3 separate regions of the Homo sapiens genome follow, and all the other regions are linked to region 1. Evidence: chromatin contacts called from ENCODE Hi-C or POLR2A ChIA-PET data. All regions are on one chromosome and are shown on one strand. The core of a region is the stretch at or near the end of the contact, and the rest is flanking DNA. Distances in the headings are between cores, read along the strand shown. Region 1 holds the start of RHOF (ras homolog family member F, filopodia associated). Region 2 holds the start of BICDL1 (BICD family like cargo adaptor 1). Region 3 holds the start of VPS37B (VPS37B subunit of ESCRT-I).

What was found. A loop is a pair of places that touch in the nucleus more often than their neighbours do. ChIA-PET counts read pairs that join two places held with the same protein, here RNA polymerase II (POLR2A). Pooled maps may share reads with other maps.
Region 2: a loop to region 1 is called in a pooled map, with 4 times the contacts of the local background. The contact joins the promoter of BICDL1 here to the promoter of RHOF in region 1. A Hi-C loop is called at or near these places in 1 of 37 single-sample maps with no recorded cell type and 4 of 50 pooled maps. POLR2A ChIA-PET finds 5 or more read pairs at or near these places in 1 of 52 experiments (CD8-positive, alpha-beta memory T cell).
Region 3: a pooled map shows a loop between it and region 1 (2.9-fold over the local background). The contact joins the promoter of VPS37B here to the promoter of RHOF in region 1. A Hi-C loop is called at or near these places in 2 of 37 single-sample maps with no recorded cell type and 7 of 50 pooled maps.

The regions. Positions count from the first base shown.
Region 1 is chr12:121,790,729-121,795,730 of GRCh38, forward strand. RHOF (ras homolog family member F, filopodia associated) reads right to left here and starts at 2,960. Exons shown (of 5, transcript NM_019034.3): 1 at 2,768-2,960; 2 at 2,424-2,511. The coding sequence starts at 2,905. It overlaps LINC01089 (long intergenic non-protein coding RNA 1089), which reads right to left. Exons shown (of 4, transcript NR_152740.1): 4 at 4,539-5,002. It also overlaps a transcript of SETD1B not described here. RefSeq lists enhancers at 2,031-2,862, 2,868-3,408, 3,355-3,404, 3,949-4,489, 4,785-4,954 and a silencer at 2,335-2,874.
Region 2 is chr12:119,987,289-119,992,290 of GRCh38, forward strand. It overlaps BICDL1 (BICD family like cargo adaptor 1), which reads left to right and starts at 1,948. Exons shown (of 10, transcript NM_001367886.1): 1 at 1,948-3,009. The coding sequence starts at 2,581. RefSeq lists silencers at 1,496-1,555, 1,576-2,215, 2,496-2,585, 2,636-2,705, 2,716-2,925 and 1 more and enhancers at 1,619-2,592, 2,593-3,564.
Region 3 is chr12:122,894,098-122,899,099 of GRCh38, forward strand. VPS37B (VPS37B subunit of ESCRT-I) reads right to left here and starts at 2,027. Exons shown (of 4, transcript NM_024667.3): 1 at 1,855-2,027. The coding sequence starts at 1,965. RefSeq lists an enhancer at 1,691-1,840 and a silencer at 2,021-2,170.

The sequences.
Region 1 (5,002 bases), core at 1,710-4,209:
CTGCTTGGAAGAGACTTGCCAGGGAAGATAGATCTCCCCGCTGCAGCAGGGTCTGGGGGTCAGCTTGGGGCATGGCACCGTAGATTCCAAAGCACAGGCTTGAGCTAGGGCTGGGCAGGGATGGTAGGAGGATCTTTTTAATTTTTTTTAATTTTTATTTTTTGAAACAGGGTCTCGCTCTGTTGCCCAGGCTGGAGTGCAGTAGCGTGATCTTGACTCACTGCAATTTCCGCCTCCTGGGTTCAAGCAATTCTCCTGCCTCAGCCTTCCGAGTAGCTGGGACTATAGGTATGTGCCAACACGCCTGGCTAATTTTTATACTTTTAGTAGAGACGGGGTTTCATCATGTTGCCCAGGCTGGTCTTGAACTCCTGGCTTCAAGCAATCCTCCTGCCTCAGCCTCCCAAAGTGCTGGGAGATGTAGTCTCGCCCTGTCACCCAGGCTGGACTGCAATGGCACAATCTCGGCTCACTGCAACCTCTGCCTCCCGGGTTCAAACGATTCTCCTGCCTCAGCCTCCCGAGTAGCTGGGATTACAGGTGCCCACCACCACACCCAGCTAATTTTTGGATTTTTAGTAGAGATGGGGTTTCACCATGTTGGGCAGGCTGGTGGACATCATATATTAATCTGATTTAATCCTCATGACCCTCTTAGTGCTCATGACAGATCAGGAAACTGAGGCCCAGACATCCCCAATGATACGTAGCCAATAGAGCTGGGGTCAAAGCCCAGATCTGACTCCAAAGAGGATGGCAGGAACAGGATGGGACCATGGATGGGATCCCCATGGTGCCAGTGGTCGCCTGCTTCTGGTGACTGTAGCAGGGGATGCTCCTCCATCCCTCTGGTAGCAGCTCTTAGCACAAATTCTTCCTACAGCAACTTGCAGCTTTCCAGAATCTCCACAACTCAATCTACTCTGACATGTTCCTTGAGCATCTCTCTCTGGGCAAGGCCAGAAAGGCCATCCCTGTTCTTATGATGTGGAGGCTGCCCTGAACAGTGAACCCCGGGACCTGATAGGGGAGGCCCTGATGGCAGAGGAGGAGGAAAGAAAAAACCTCCTGACCTCTTGCAGGGCAGTGGGTTGCTGTGAATGTCTCCACCCAGCAGCACTTGACTCAAAAAGTGGGTCAATGACCTTGCCCCTCCCTGGCTACTGCACAGGAAACATGAGAGTAAAGGTGTCCCAGACCATGACTTTTACTACCCCCGGGCCACGCCCCGGGAATTCCTCTGATGCCTCAGCTCTCCCAGCTCACCAGGGGCTAGAGACAGGCGCTGTTTTGGGGTTGGCCCTACAGGGCCCACATCCCACAAAGACAGGTTCCTCAGAGGCCACGATAGGACCTGCTGAAGTCGGAATGGAGGGGGGCTCTGAGCTAGGACAGCCCCTTTTCGGGTCCTCTCCAAGGTCTAGGTGGGGGTGGAGGTGTCTGGATTTTGGCTCCATCCTAGGTCAGTGTCTGACCTCACCTCACACACACAAGGCTTGGCTGGCCGGAGAGGGCCACCGGATGACGTGGTTCCCTGCAGGTCACTAAACACTGAGTCACAGAGGTGGGGTGAGGCCCCACCTGGGGATCTCAACCTTTGGTCCCCAATGTTGATGAAGCCCAGATGGGAGTCAGGGTCCTCCCACTGACTGTTTCTCCTGTCCCCACCCCTCACAACACCGACTCCCAAGCAATTGCACATAAATCCGTAAACCACCCGTGGGGGCCTGCAGGTGGCAGGCAGAGCCTGGTGTGGGGCCCCTGCCCCCAGTGCTCTGTTCCTTCCTCAGTTCATTTTCTACACTGTCTGGTTTTGTCCCAGGGAACTAGGAAAGCACAGAAGTAATTGTAGCCACGCAATTCCAGAACCACCAACTGCAAGCCGTGGAATCCTGGGAGCTGCAGACACAGAACTCGCATCCACAGGACCCCAGAGCCTCAGGCTGCAGAGCGCAGGCCACAGAGCCCTGGAGCCACAGGCTGATCTGCAGCCGGGAGCATCCCAGAACCACAGGACCCAGACACACAGCCCAGGCAATCCGAGCACCAAGGGACTCAAATCTGCAGCTCACAGAGTCTGCAGAGACCACAGCAGGTAGCGCAGCAATCCTGGAACCATGGGAGGCCCAAGAGCAGCCCACTGCTTTCTAGAACCACAGGAGAGGAACGAGCTGTGGGCTCTCAGCACAGAGCTGGGAGGGTGGCCCCAGAGTTCACCTCCTCCTCCAAACACCTTCCACTTACGTATAGGGCTTGGCCTCTAGGGCCCCGCAGCCAGCGCCCCTGAGCGGCCTCCAGGAGTGAAGAGCCGGCCAAGGCCCTGCCAAGGCTGCAGGGCGGGGACACCCAGTGGGGGACGCCCGGGAGGGGAAACCCTTCGGGCGGGCGGACCCTCGGGCCCCCCGGCGCGCAGGCGCACTCACCGGCCGTGTCGTAGAGGTTCAGGGTCACCTCCTTGCTGCCAACGGTCACGCTGGCCGTGTACTTCTCGAACACCGATGGGGCGTAGTGCTGCGGGAGAGGGGGTCGGGTTGGTCCTTAGTGGGGCCGGCGGGGGCCAAAGTTCCAGCTGAATCCACTGTCCACCCCCCTCACTCGTCCCGGATCAGCCCCCCCTCACCCCGCTGGGCTCTGGAATTCCCGAGGGGGCGCCCCGGGGTGGCGGCCGCCTGTCCGTGCTCGGGACGCTGGGGACTGAGGGTCGGGGCTCTGGGCTCAGGGTAAGGGGCGTCCCTCGCCCCCACCCCAGCCCCGCTGCGGGCCTCACCTCGGGGAAGGAGCCCTGGCTGTACACCATGAGCAGCGAGGTCTTGCCGCAGCCGCCGTCGCCCACGATCACGATCTTCAGCTCCTTCCTGCCCGGACCGGGGGCGGCGGTCTGGGCCAGGGCCCCGGGGGCATCCATTGCCCGGAGCCCGCAGCACTGGCGGCGGCGCGCCGGGCACTAGCGGAGCCAAGAGGTCGGGGGCGGGGCGGGGCCGGAACCAGCCCCGCCCACTCGGAGCAGCGCCGCCTCCGCCAGGCAGCCTCCCGGCCGACCTCCCAGCCTCAGTTTCCTTTCTGCTAAGGTCTCAGCCCTGGGTGTGGGTATTCAGCTCTCAGTCCCAGGGATACTGCAGCACCGGAAAAACGGGGCTCAGCTGCGAGCAAAGCTCCCACCCCCAACCCACCGCCACCCTCCGCGCGTCACGTCGCGCCCCTCGCCGGCGAGACCCGATCGTGGCTGCCCAGCGACTCCAGGTGCCCCTGATTAGCAGGCTCCGCCTTCGGCAGGGACCCTCTGATTGGCTGGCGCGGCCAGACAGGGTCTCCCGGATTGGCTGGCTGTGCCTCCGCACCGGGTTCGAGAAGCCCCCGGCCTCCAGCTCCGGGAAGAGCCCCTCAACTTTGCACTGCCCCAGCGGTGTGGCTTGGCACATGTCCGCCTCTGGCCTCAGCTTCCCCACAGGAGGTAGCGGCGGTGGCACCAGGGAAGATGCTGACGCGAGAGTCATGTCTGCCCACCTCGCCTGGGCCAGGGACGCCAGCGTGCACGCGGGTTCGGGGTGAGGGACTGGGCTCCGCTTACCCGCACCCCGACCCTGGGCTGCAGGGTGGACGTCTGACGCCCTCTGCCGGGCAATCGCCTCGGCGCCGGCCGCTCCGGGCGCAGGTTGGCCCGAAACCACTAGGGGCGGCCGCCTCCTTCCGGCAGGAGCCAGAGGCGTGAACCACGCAAGACGTCGTCAGGGAGGGGCAGGTTGGAGTAGCTCTAGTTGAAGTCAACTTGGTCCCTCTCCTGGAGCTTTGGAGACTGATAACCCCACACCCACCAAGAAATGTAAGAAAATGCGTTTCCTTGCCAGCAGCCACATGTCCTTCATCCCAGGAATCCCCCCAACTCTCCCATCCCCTGATCAAAACAGCTTATTTGTTGAGCACTTACTGTAGGCAGTGCTATCAGGGCTGCTGGCTGAATTACCCGTAACCCCCACCCCTCCTCTTACTCCTCACCCTGGGCGGGCTGACTGCCCTCTGCACCACCCAGATGAGTCGACAGGGTGGCAGAGGGACCCCCCCCTGGAGCCGGTCCACGGCAGACAGGCACGAGAGCATGGCCGAGAGTGGGATCCTACCAGCTGGGGTAGGAAGAGCCCATTTCTAACAAAACCCCCAACAGCAGCATGGTTGGGGGCAAGTGGCCTTCGTAGTTTCCTCAGATAGGGGCTGGCAGGACTCAGGATCTTTTTGCTGGCGACCCCACCCCGAAGACTCCCAGTTTTCAAGGTCTCGGCAAGGGTCATGTAAACCTCACTTCGTGGAGGAAAACCGCCAACCTGGCAGTTCCATGGTCAAGGTTCTCACAGTGCAAGCAAGGCACGGTCTGACCACCAGAGGGCAGCAGCGACCGCCCACAGAATCCCAAGACCACAGCAGAGCTGGGAAGGGGAGGCCGGGGAGGCACCCCAGGTTCTCAGTGGACGCCCTCTTCAGGCACTGGGCAAAGGGTAATCTCCTGGGTCAAGCACCCCCTAGACAAATGCACAGCAACTCATCCATTCCTTTTTTGCAACACGTTTATTGAGAGGCAGTTGTGCTCCAGCCTTCCAGGAGGTCACAGTCTTAGGGGAAGCAGTGCAATGGAGGTTGGAAGCAGGGGAACCCTTTACTGAAGGCTGAGCGCTGGCTGGCACACTAGGCCTGGCAGCACTGGAGGGCAGGCAGGGAAAGTAGGGTGGGTAACCCAGCCTGGCAAATGCACGGCAGCTAGAAAACCTCTTCAGGTTCTGGGGTGGCTGGGCCATGAGAGGGGAGGCCAGGCAGGGCTGTCAAGGTAACCGGGGTCAGATCATGGAGTTGCCTGCCAGGCTCCACAGGAGTGGGGGACAGAAGCAGAGCAACCCAGCTACCAGCCGGGCCCTGAGCTCCCTCAGGGTGACCAGGGAGGAGCTGTGACTGGCTGGGGAGGCAGGGCTGGGGCCGAGGTTCCCCAGGACGACAGGAGGGAGCCAAGGCACTCTAA
Region 2 (5,002 bases), core at 698-3,197, 1.8 Mb before region 1:
CATTATTTCTAACACTTATTATTCATTCTTTAACAAGAAGGGAAGCTTTGAAGAGGAAACTTTACTTTCTACATTGTCCAAGCTGGTCTTGAACTCCTGGGCTCAAGCAATCCTCCTGCCTCAGCCTCCCGAAGTGCTGAGATTATAGGCAGGAGCCACAGAGCCTGGCCCTGTTTGTTCTTGATGTGTCTCCAGACATATTAGGGAGAAATTTGTCCTTCTGTGATTCAAATAAGACAAAAGGAAGTGGCAATTGGATCTCACCTCTGGCCCACAATTCCAGCTCAAGGTGGGAGGTCATAATAAAAAGTGTTAGAACATTTCCTTGCTGGAATGGTAACATGGTCAACTGCAGAAATTTAGCTCTAAGATTGATGTGGGAATCCCTCAACTGTCTGTCTCCTTTCCAGTCAACAAGTGAACAATGCCAGCCCTGAGGCCCAGGAGCTTTTCAGATTCTGGCCTTCAGTCTAAGGGTAACGATGTTAAAACTTGAATATTGTTTAGGCTCTGAATTTAATAAGCGATAAAAACCATGAGAAACTATTTGACCCATTTCAGCCTCTTGATGTTCTGAAATTTCCATCTCACTGGGATGAAAAGAAGAAAGGCATGATCCAAGTAAAAAATGGGTTGTCTGTCCAAGAGGAAAAGGAAGCATAGGGACGAATTCTAGCTTTAGATGGGATTGTTTCTGGAAATAGGAGACACGTAGCACCACCAACGAGGTCAACACCAAGGAATGACTGCAAGTCACCCAGTAGGCTCTCCAAACCTTCCTTTAATCATTGAGGAAATGTTCCTTCCATATCCACCCAATCCATCTTGGTCACAAAGGACCATTTATCTTCCTCAAGACTGCTTCTATGTGAAGAAAATAAAGAATAATGATTCACGTGATCCCTGGCGTCGGCCTGGCTAGATCTCAATCCTGACTCTACCAGTTGTAATGACCTGGGCAGACGATGCCATCTCTCAGGCTTTAATTTCCTTCTCTGTTAAAATGACAAGCGGCAGTACTGATTTTATAAAGTTCTTGTGAGGATTATCTAAAATAATGACTATCAAGCACTTAATACAGGACATGGCACACACTGAGTGCCGAATAAACGGTAGTTATTATTAGGGAGGTTCTTTGCTTCGTATTCCCATCTGTGAGCAGTTTTTTCCGTTATTTCTCCGCAGAAACCCTTTCTCTCCGGGCTGCTGATCTGCGAAGCATCTGGTCCTTCATATCCCTGAGTCATCAGCATGAAGATGCCTGGTTTCCGAAGTCCTCCCTCCTCCTACTGCTCTCTAGGGCTCCCTCTCCTGACTGCTTAGTTCTCCTGGGGGCCCAGACCTAAATTTCGTGAGGGTATGTCTTTCTCGGGGCCGGGTCACCAGTCTTGGAGGAATGTCCTCAGTCCCCTTTGCCCCAGACACCACCAGAGATGCGGCAACAGAACTCTGAGGCGCGCCCCGGCTTCCAAGTAGCTGGGGGCGGGGCCGCGCCTGGAGGTGAGCAGCAGGCGGTGGGCGGGGCCGCGCTCCGTCCGAGGTGAGAGCGAGGCCGGGTGCGAGGCCACACCCCGAGGTACGAGAGCTGAGGGCGTGGCCACACCCCAGCTCTGAGCGAGGCTGAGGGCGGAACCGCACCCCGAAGTGGGTGCAAGGCTGGGGGCGTGGCCGCGCGGTGAGGCAGCCAGGACCGTGAGGGATGCGCCAGCCGCCTCCGCAGGCGGCGCGCGCAGCCGCCCGCAGGGCGTGAGGCAGAGCAGGGGTTAAGGCCGCCGGCGCCACCTGGGCGTCGCTGAGGAGACCCGCGAGCCGGCGAATCCCGCGCGGGCGGGGCGAACAGGTGCCCGCGCGCGTCAGGCGCCGGCAAGGGGCGGGGCGAGGGGACGCGGCCGGAAGCCCGGGGCGGGGCGCTGCCGGCCCGGTGAGCCGGGAGGAGCCGGGGAAGGCAGGAAGGAGCTCGCCGGGTTGCGCGGCGCGCGATGTGGAGCCGCCGCCTCGGCCCCTGCAGCAGCAGCAGCCGCCGTCGCCGCCGCTGCTGCTGGGGCTGCCGCGGAGCCGGGGGTCATGGAGTGCGGCTGCAGAGAGCGGCCGCCGGCAACAGCAGCAGCAGCAGGAAGCGTCGCGGCGACAGCGGAGCGCAGCCCGCCCCGTGAGGCGCTGCCCGGCCGGCGGCGGCAGCAGCAGCAGCAGCGGCAGCGGCAACAGGGCGGCTGAGAACCCGGCGGCGGCGTTCCTCCTCGCTTCCTCCCCTCCCGCTTCGCCGACCCTCAGTCTCTGTTCCTGAGTCCTCCCTTCCCCAGCCTTCCCGTTCCCACCACCTACTCCGCCACTACCCCCACCCCCTCCTCCCGCGCGCGCCTGAGCAGCTGAGCCCGGGGGCGGGGGAGGGGGCGCGTGCCGCCGGCGCGGGGGAGGGGCGGGCCGGCGCGCGCCGCGCCCAGGGCTCGCGGGGACCCGGGGGCGCGTGCCGCGGCGCGAGGCGAGGCGCGGGACGCGGGGCGGCGCGGCAGGGCCCCTCCCCCCTGCAGCCTGGCGCGCGCGGGCCGGGCCGCACCGCTGCGGGCTCCGCGCGCGCGGGCCATGTCCGCTTTCTGCCTGGGCTTGGTCGGCCGCGCTTCAGCACCCGCCGAGCCGGACAGCGCCTGCTGCATGGAGCTGCCCGCCGCGGCCGGGGACGCAGTCCGGAGTCCCGCCGCCGCCGCCGCCCTCATCTTCCCCGGGGGCTCCGGGGAGCTAGAACTGGCGTTAGAGGAGGAGCTGGCGCTGCTGGCGGCCGGGGAGCGGCCGTCCGACCCCGGGGAACACCCTCAGGCCGAGCCTGGGTCTCTGGCCGAGGGGGCCGGACCGCAGCCGCCGCCCTCCCAGGACCCCGAGCTGCTGTCGGTGATCCGACAGAAGGAGAAGGATCTGGTGTTGGCGGCCCGGCTGGGTAAGGCGCTGCTCGAGAGGAACCAGGACATGAGCCGGCAGTACGAGCAGATGCATAAGGAGCTGACAGACAAGCTCGAGGTGAGGACCTCCCTCCAGGGATGGGTGGGGAGCAGGGGCCGCCCAGGCACGCGCCCGGCCCTGGGCAGTTAGGGAACCACTCACCCCCACTTCGTTGCTCACCCTACCTCGCAGAAAATCTGGAATGAATGGGGGAGGGAGGATGGAGGATTATCAGATTTCGTTGAACCCACTTGACTTCCCCACCCCGCTCACAGCAAATGGGTCCATGCGTGGCTCCAGCCGCTGTGGGCCGTTCTATATACGTACTGTACCCAGCATCTAAAATAGAGCTTACAGTATGACTATATAGCACTGAGGTGATGTCTGCATACAGAGAAATGAGGAAGTCGGGAAGCATTTAAAATATGTTGCAGGTTTTCAGAGCAGTTAATCTCTAATCAGGGTGTTAGCCTAAAGCCTTCCAGTTTGGGCGTTAAGGCCTTTAGATGCCCTTGTCTTAACTTCCTGGCAGCTCAGAGTTGTGGGAAACAAGTGCCCCTAAAGGAGCTTTATATAGCCTTCAAATGCTCAGGGATTAGGAAATGTGGTTCCATTGCAGAAATCAGGCGAGCCAGGGCTCAACATGTGACCGCTGGTAGTGGATTTAATTTGGGCCTCAGTATTTATGTGTATTTAAACAGTACTTTTCTGTGTTCTGGGTCTCAGGCTTGCAATTGAATGACCAAATGCAACCTATGAGAACCATATTACTTTAACTTCTGTTATAAAATACCTGTTAAGGTATCCGTAATATTTCTGCCAGTTCTCTAGGCAGTCTTTCAGAGTTGTTTGTTTTCTTGCCCTTAACTAGAAAAGGGCCTTGAATGCAGTACAGAATGCCAGCATTTCTAAAAATTAGATTGCAAAAAAAAGGGGCAGGGGGATGGGGAGAGGGAGTCACCTGTGACTTACCTTTCCTGCCTGTGCGTTTACTATTATTGTTACCTAGTTTGGTTGCAGCCAGCTCTTTTCATTCTTAGTTACAGCAAGACAATAGTACAGACCTGAATGAGGTTTGAAATTGACCCTAGTCAGGTTCCGTATCTCTGCTACTGGTTGAACAGTCAGAATGGAAATTCAGAAATATTCTGTAATAAGATTTAAGTATGCCTATAGTCCAGCGACGTAAAAGTAAATCCGGGAGAAAAAAAGGAAACCTGTGAGTGCCCTGTAGTTCGGTTGTCCTGCTAACTAGGTCTGCCAGTCGATGAACTCCTGAGATACCTCTCTGAAAAGTCGTTTGTGAAACCTATAGGTAGACTGCCAAAAAGCAGCCTAATGAATTGAATTGTTTAATTTTCACTTGAAGTAGAGGTCTAGAAATAAAAAGCCTTCCTTTTTTTTTTATAAAGAGATTCAGTTGTACGACTTTGTAAAGAAGTACAACTACAGAGATTTATACTTGTGATTTGAAATTTCTTCAGTGAAGGACTTGATTGAAGAGACAGCTGACTTGAAAGGAGCACCGTATCAGTTTGATTAGTGCCAGATTTCATAGTAATCCTGAGTGTGCAATTACATACATTCTGGGTTCCATGTGGAGCCTTTATACATTTCTTCAACATAGGGCAAAGATTTCAGAATGGTAACAAAAAAAGGTTGTATTGTAAAAGAATAAATTATCTTTGACATTTTGTTATTTACTTAATGGACAACAATAGTTTAAAACTCTTTAAACTATTTTTTAAAACCTTCATTCCTCTGCAGGTCAGCATATGAACTCTAGTTTTAAAAGTTCAATTTTAAGTTCTGGAGATAGTCGCACAACAATGTGAATATAACTAACATATACTTAACATATACTTACAGGCCAAATATTGATCATTGTTGAAACTCAGTGATGAGGGGAGTCAGTTATATTATTTCTTATAGGTAGGTTTGAAAATTATAAAAAATTTTAAAGTTTTAAAAATGTTCATTAAAGATACTAAGAGAGTACCATTAGTTGCTTGTTAATCTTTCTAGTGTTAATGTGAGAGTGACAAACCTGGTTTACAGAGTACTGTTTTAT
Region 3 (5,002 bases), core at 777-3,276, 1.1 Mb after region 1:
AAAATATACCTATCATTTTATTATTAAACCAGAAAAACCCTGCTGACAATCAACAAAAGGTCTCCCAGCAACTGAAAAGCAGAGAAACTAAGCAAAGATTTTTTCTTTGGAGACATGAAACTCATTCAGCTAAGAAGGATGGATTTTATCACTTATTATTCTCCAAAATGGAAGGTGCCACATGGAGACCATAAACGGGGTACACTGCATCTTGGAGCAACGTTATTATGTGTCAAGTTACAAAGCCCATGAATACAAGGGGTGTATTAATGGAAAGACTGATACCATCTTACTACAGTGGCCTCTCTGTAGCTCCGGACAATGATCTGTTGAGGGTTTTCCAGGGATTTTGAATGTGCAACCTCCATACAAGCTCTCTTTTAAGGGGGCTGGCTTGGTGCTGAACAATCCCTCTTCGGAAAGAAAGCCAAAAGCCCCCACACGGGCTCCTGGGTGAGAGGCTCAGCACTGTAGGCGTGGGAAGGCTCAGACTTCAGAGACATAAAGGAGTGGTAGGTGGGCCAGGAAGAGCTGGGATTAGCCTGGGCCCACCTGCCTGGAGGAGAACCAGACCCAAAAGATCAGACTTTCCGAGAATGAGTCCAAATGGGTTGAGAGAAAGGGAGCACACACTGCAAATCTGCAAGGATGAAGTCAGTTACCCGAGAGCAAACCACACCTCAAGGTGTGAAGGAAGATAACCAGAAACAGGAGCTGGCACATGCCTTCCAGGGGCTGGGCAAGGCTTGACTCTCAGAGGTGAGGGTTGGCAGCCAGCCCCAAACCCCCATTTTAACTTCTTCCTGAAACTGCTCCAGGAACCTTCCTTAGTCCCAGACACGTGGGACGCAGTGGTACAAAGCCAGCCACACTAAATTTCCCACCTTCCCTTCCTCGGTGGAGGGGGCAACCCTTACAGAAAAACGTATCCTGTCGCCACCCTTAGGCCCATCCACGAACTCCCGTAACTCTGCTGGGGCCACTTCAAAAGAAGTCAGACTCCAGGGGCATTATTGGGACCCCTTAGATACATGGAACCTTCAAACCTTACCCTGGCTATGGTATGACCATGGACTCCTGCCTCCAAACCCTGGGCTGGGGACCCTCGCCCAACCCTTAAAGAGCCTCAGAACCACCTCATAGACTCAGCTACAGACCCTCAGCCTCCCGAACCCATCTTGGAACCCTCAATCCTCTCCTAAGAGTCCTATTTGGATAGTCCACTCAGTCCCCCAAAACCTACTCTGATCCCCTATAGCTGCCTCAGTCCCCCTGGTTGTCCCCAACCTTTCCTCTCAAAGGAAACCCCCCAACCTCTACCAGATCTAGCTCTTGGTCCCCCTCAGTCACCCCTAATCCTCGCCTCCGACTCAGCCCTTATTACTCTCCCCGCTCCTCCGACCAAACCAATCTCAGATCCCCCCAGTTCCGTCCTCTTCCGCCTAGACCCAACGATAGCACTCTAATCCCCAAATTCCCATTCCAGGCTCCCTAATCTCCACTTCAGACCCAGCCTTAAGTCTTCAGACCCAGCCTTAAGTCCTCAGCCCCACAAAACCTTGTCTCAGGACCCCCAATCGGCTCCCCAAGCCCCGTCTCAGGACCCTTTTTCCCGCCTCCGCCCTAGTCTCGGTCCCCTCAGTGCCTCAAACCCCCTCTCAGGCCCCCTATTCCTGCCTAAGCACCAGTCGCGGTTCCCTGGCTCCCGCACCCCGCCCCAAGCGCCCCCATTTCTAGCCCAGTCCCCTCAACACGACCGGAGGCGCCGCGGTCGCCTCCGCCTCCGGCCACCGTTCGAGGAGCGAACCCCGCTCGAGGCCTCACAGCCGCCGCCTTAAGCCCAGCTCGGCTCACCTCCTCCATCTTCTGCACCATCTCCGTCAGCTGGCCCTCGTCCTCCAGCAGCTCGTTGAGCTGCACCAGCGACAGCCCGGCGAACCGGGCTTCGCTCCCGGCGCCCGCCATCCCCACGTCTCGGCCGTCGTCGCCACCGCCGCTGCGGCCACCAGGCTCCGCCGACCGGAAGCGCCGCCCTCAAGGGCCGCCCCCCGCGGGGGGGACACGTGACGCCAGCCCTGGGTCGTGACGTCATCACCGCGCGGGCGGGCGGACGTGACGTAAGTGTCGCGGCTCGCTTGGAGTGGAATGTGTCAGGGACAGTCGGGACTTCTAAAGGGAGGGGAAGGGCCCTATGATTGGGCTGTGACGCGTGAGCGCATTAATGACGTCACTGCGGCTCGGGAGAGCGCGCCATGAGGTCATAAGAGCCTTTTTCCTCCAGGAAGAGAGATACCGCGATCCAAGGAAAACAGGCAGTGGGAAGGAAGTTCCCGCAGCCTGTGAGCCCAGCCCGATGCACGGAACCCAAAAGACAGAGACTTCATGGGGAAACAACTTTAGGTGTCATTGGTTACTTGGAATTGTGGAGCTGCCACGTCATTCATTTAACAAATATGTTTTGAGACCTACTCTGTACTGGGCATTGAGTATACAGTTCTGAATAAAGCAAAACGGACCCCTGCTTACATGGAGCTAACAGAATGAAAGAGGACGCAAACAAAACAAGAAATAAGTAAAATAATTAGGCGATCACAAATAAGGGAATGGACACTGAAATAAGAAAATAAAAAGACCTTTAGGGTAGTAAGAGATGGCACTTTCGGAGAAGGTGGCGTCTAAGGAAATGTGAAGGATGAGAAGGGAGGAACCAGCCACCATTCCTGTAGGAAGCTCAAGGCAGCAAAACCAGCACGTGCAAAGGCCCTGGGACAGGACTAACTTGGTGCATTCAGGAATGGGAAGAAGGCCAGTAAGGCTGGAGCATTTTGAGCAAGGACCCATTGAGTGGCCCCTTTGCATCACCTCAGAGGAAGGTGCCCAGACATCCAGGTGGGCCAACCTGTGCTCTTTCAGAAACAACACGATTTAGGGTGCAGTCGCTCTCAGTCTCTCAGCTACCGGGAAGCCTCTTAAGATCCAGGAGCCTGGGAACTCATTATCCTACTTTGGAATCTGTCACAGTTCTAGTTAGAAGAAACCTAAGGCTGAGGTTAACCATGACAGCCCCCTAATTTTACACATAAGGGAACTGAAGCCCTGAGAAGGGGAAATTTTTTGGGCTTTTGCTTTGTTTCTGAAAATCAAGTAATTGGCAGGTCTCCTGGCTCCCAGTCTGGCGTCCACCACGCTGGCATCATAACACACTGACCTCGTCTCATAACTCAGCTCTGAACACAGTCGAGGCATTCAGCAAATGCTTATCGGCAGACTTAGGGGCTTTGTGTATAAAGCTGATTCTTCTGCAACTCCATGGGTAAAACATAAGGTCTGTGTTCTCCATCCATACGTTAGGCTGGGCTCTGCCAACCTCTTCTCTCCTTCCAGCCCGTTGTACTAAGGGCTCGTGTTTGCAGAAAAATGATGAAAGTTAGAGGAACTATTGCTTTTTTTATTTTTTGAGACAGAGTCTTGCTCTGTCGTCCAGGCTGGAGTGCAGTGGTGCGATCTCAGCTCACCTCAATCTCCGCCTCCTGGGTTCAAGCGATTCTCCTGCCTCAGCCTTCCAAGTAGCTGGGACTACAGGCATGCGCCATCACGCCAAGCTAATTTTTGTGTTTTTAGTCGAAATGGGGTTTCACCATGTTGGCCAGGTTGGTCTCGAACTCCTGACCTCAAGTGATCCGCCCACCTCAGCCTCCCAAAGTGCTGGGATTGCAGACCTGAGCCACCCCGCCCGGCCAAAAGAAATGTTTCATATAATCCGTAAGCTAAAGGTTTTTTTTTGTTTGTTTTGTTTTGTTTTTTTTTTTTTTTGAGACGGAACCTTGCTCTGTCGCCCAGGCTGGAGTGCAGTGGTGTAATCTCAGCTCACTGCAAGCTCTGCCTCCCAGGTTCACGCTATTCTCCTGCCTCAGCCTCCCGAGTAGCTGGGACTACAGGCACTCGCCACCCCACCCAGCTAATTTTTTGTATTTTTAGTAGTGACGGGGTTTCACCGTGTTAGCCAGGATGGTCTTGATCTTCTGACCTCGTGATCCGCCCACCTTGGCCTCCCAAAGTGCTGGGATTACAGGCATGAGCCACCGTACCCGGCCAAGCTAAAGGTTTTATTGAGCTCAAAAGGACACTCGGTAATTTTCTTCCTTCTAACTTGTTATACTTGGTGAAGAAAGATGGCTCTAAGGAGGAAAGGACACAAGTGGGAAGGAGATGTAGGAAGCTGGCGTTTCTTTTTTCCTTCTCCCTCCAGGAGAAGAATAGACCTGTCAAATTGAGAATAGTAGCTCTATTTCCAGGAAATCCTCTCTATGAGGCTTAAGATGTCCAGGAATTTCTCATAGTCCCCACAGAAGGTGAGAATAAGGTAGGGGTCAGAGCTCTCCAGAATCTAGAGGGATGATGTGATTTAACCAAGAACATACCCCAGGAACAAAACTGGCTTCAGAATGGCATACCTATATACAGTGACCTCTAAACGTACTAAGTTTAAACACGGCTCACTTGCCACCCTTGCCCAGTCCTTTTATAACTATTCTCATACTTGCTATCTGCCACCAACCTATTGGAGTCATACACCACTTCCTTTGTTAAACAGAGCAAACCACAAAATCATCTTGTTTTCTGCTGCTCTAAAAACTTCTTGTCATTCTTAAAGGGGATTGAGAGAAGAAAAGAAAATGTCAAAGCTTCCTTGCATCAGTGTCAAACCTGTCAATTTAATGCATGGATGGATTTGCATGTCTTTTTCCTTTTATCGGTTGGCTGATATTTGGGTTTCTTTATGCACCTACATCTGCTTGTAATGCTTGTGGGTTAACTAAGAGTTTGCTCTGGTGAATCAAGGGCAATGTATGCATGTGCCAGAGCTTCACTCTCAATGGGAGCATTGTTGCCGTCTGAGCAATGAGTCTCCTGTTACACAATATTGGGAATTGTTTGGCAAGCATACTTAAAACACACACACACACACACACACACACACACACACACACACACACAACCT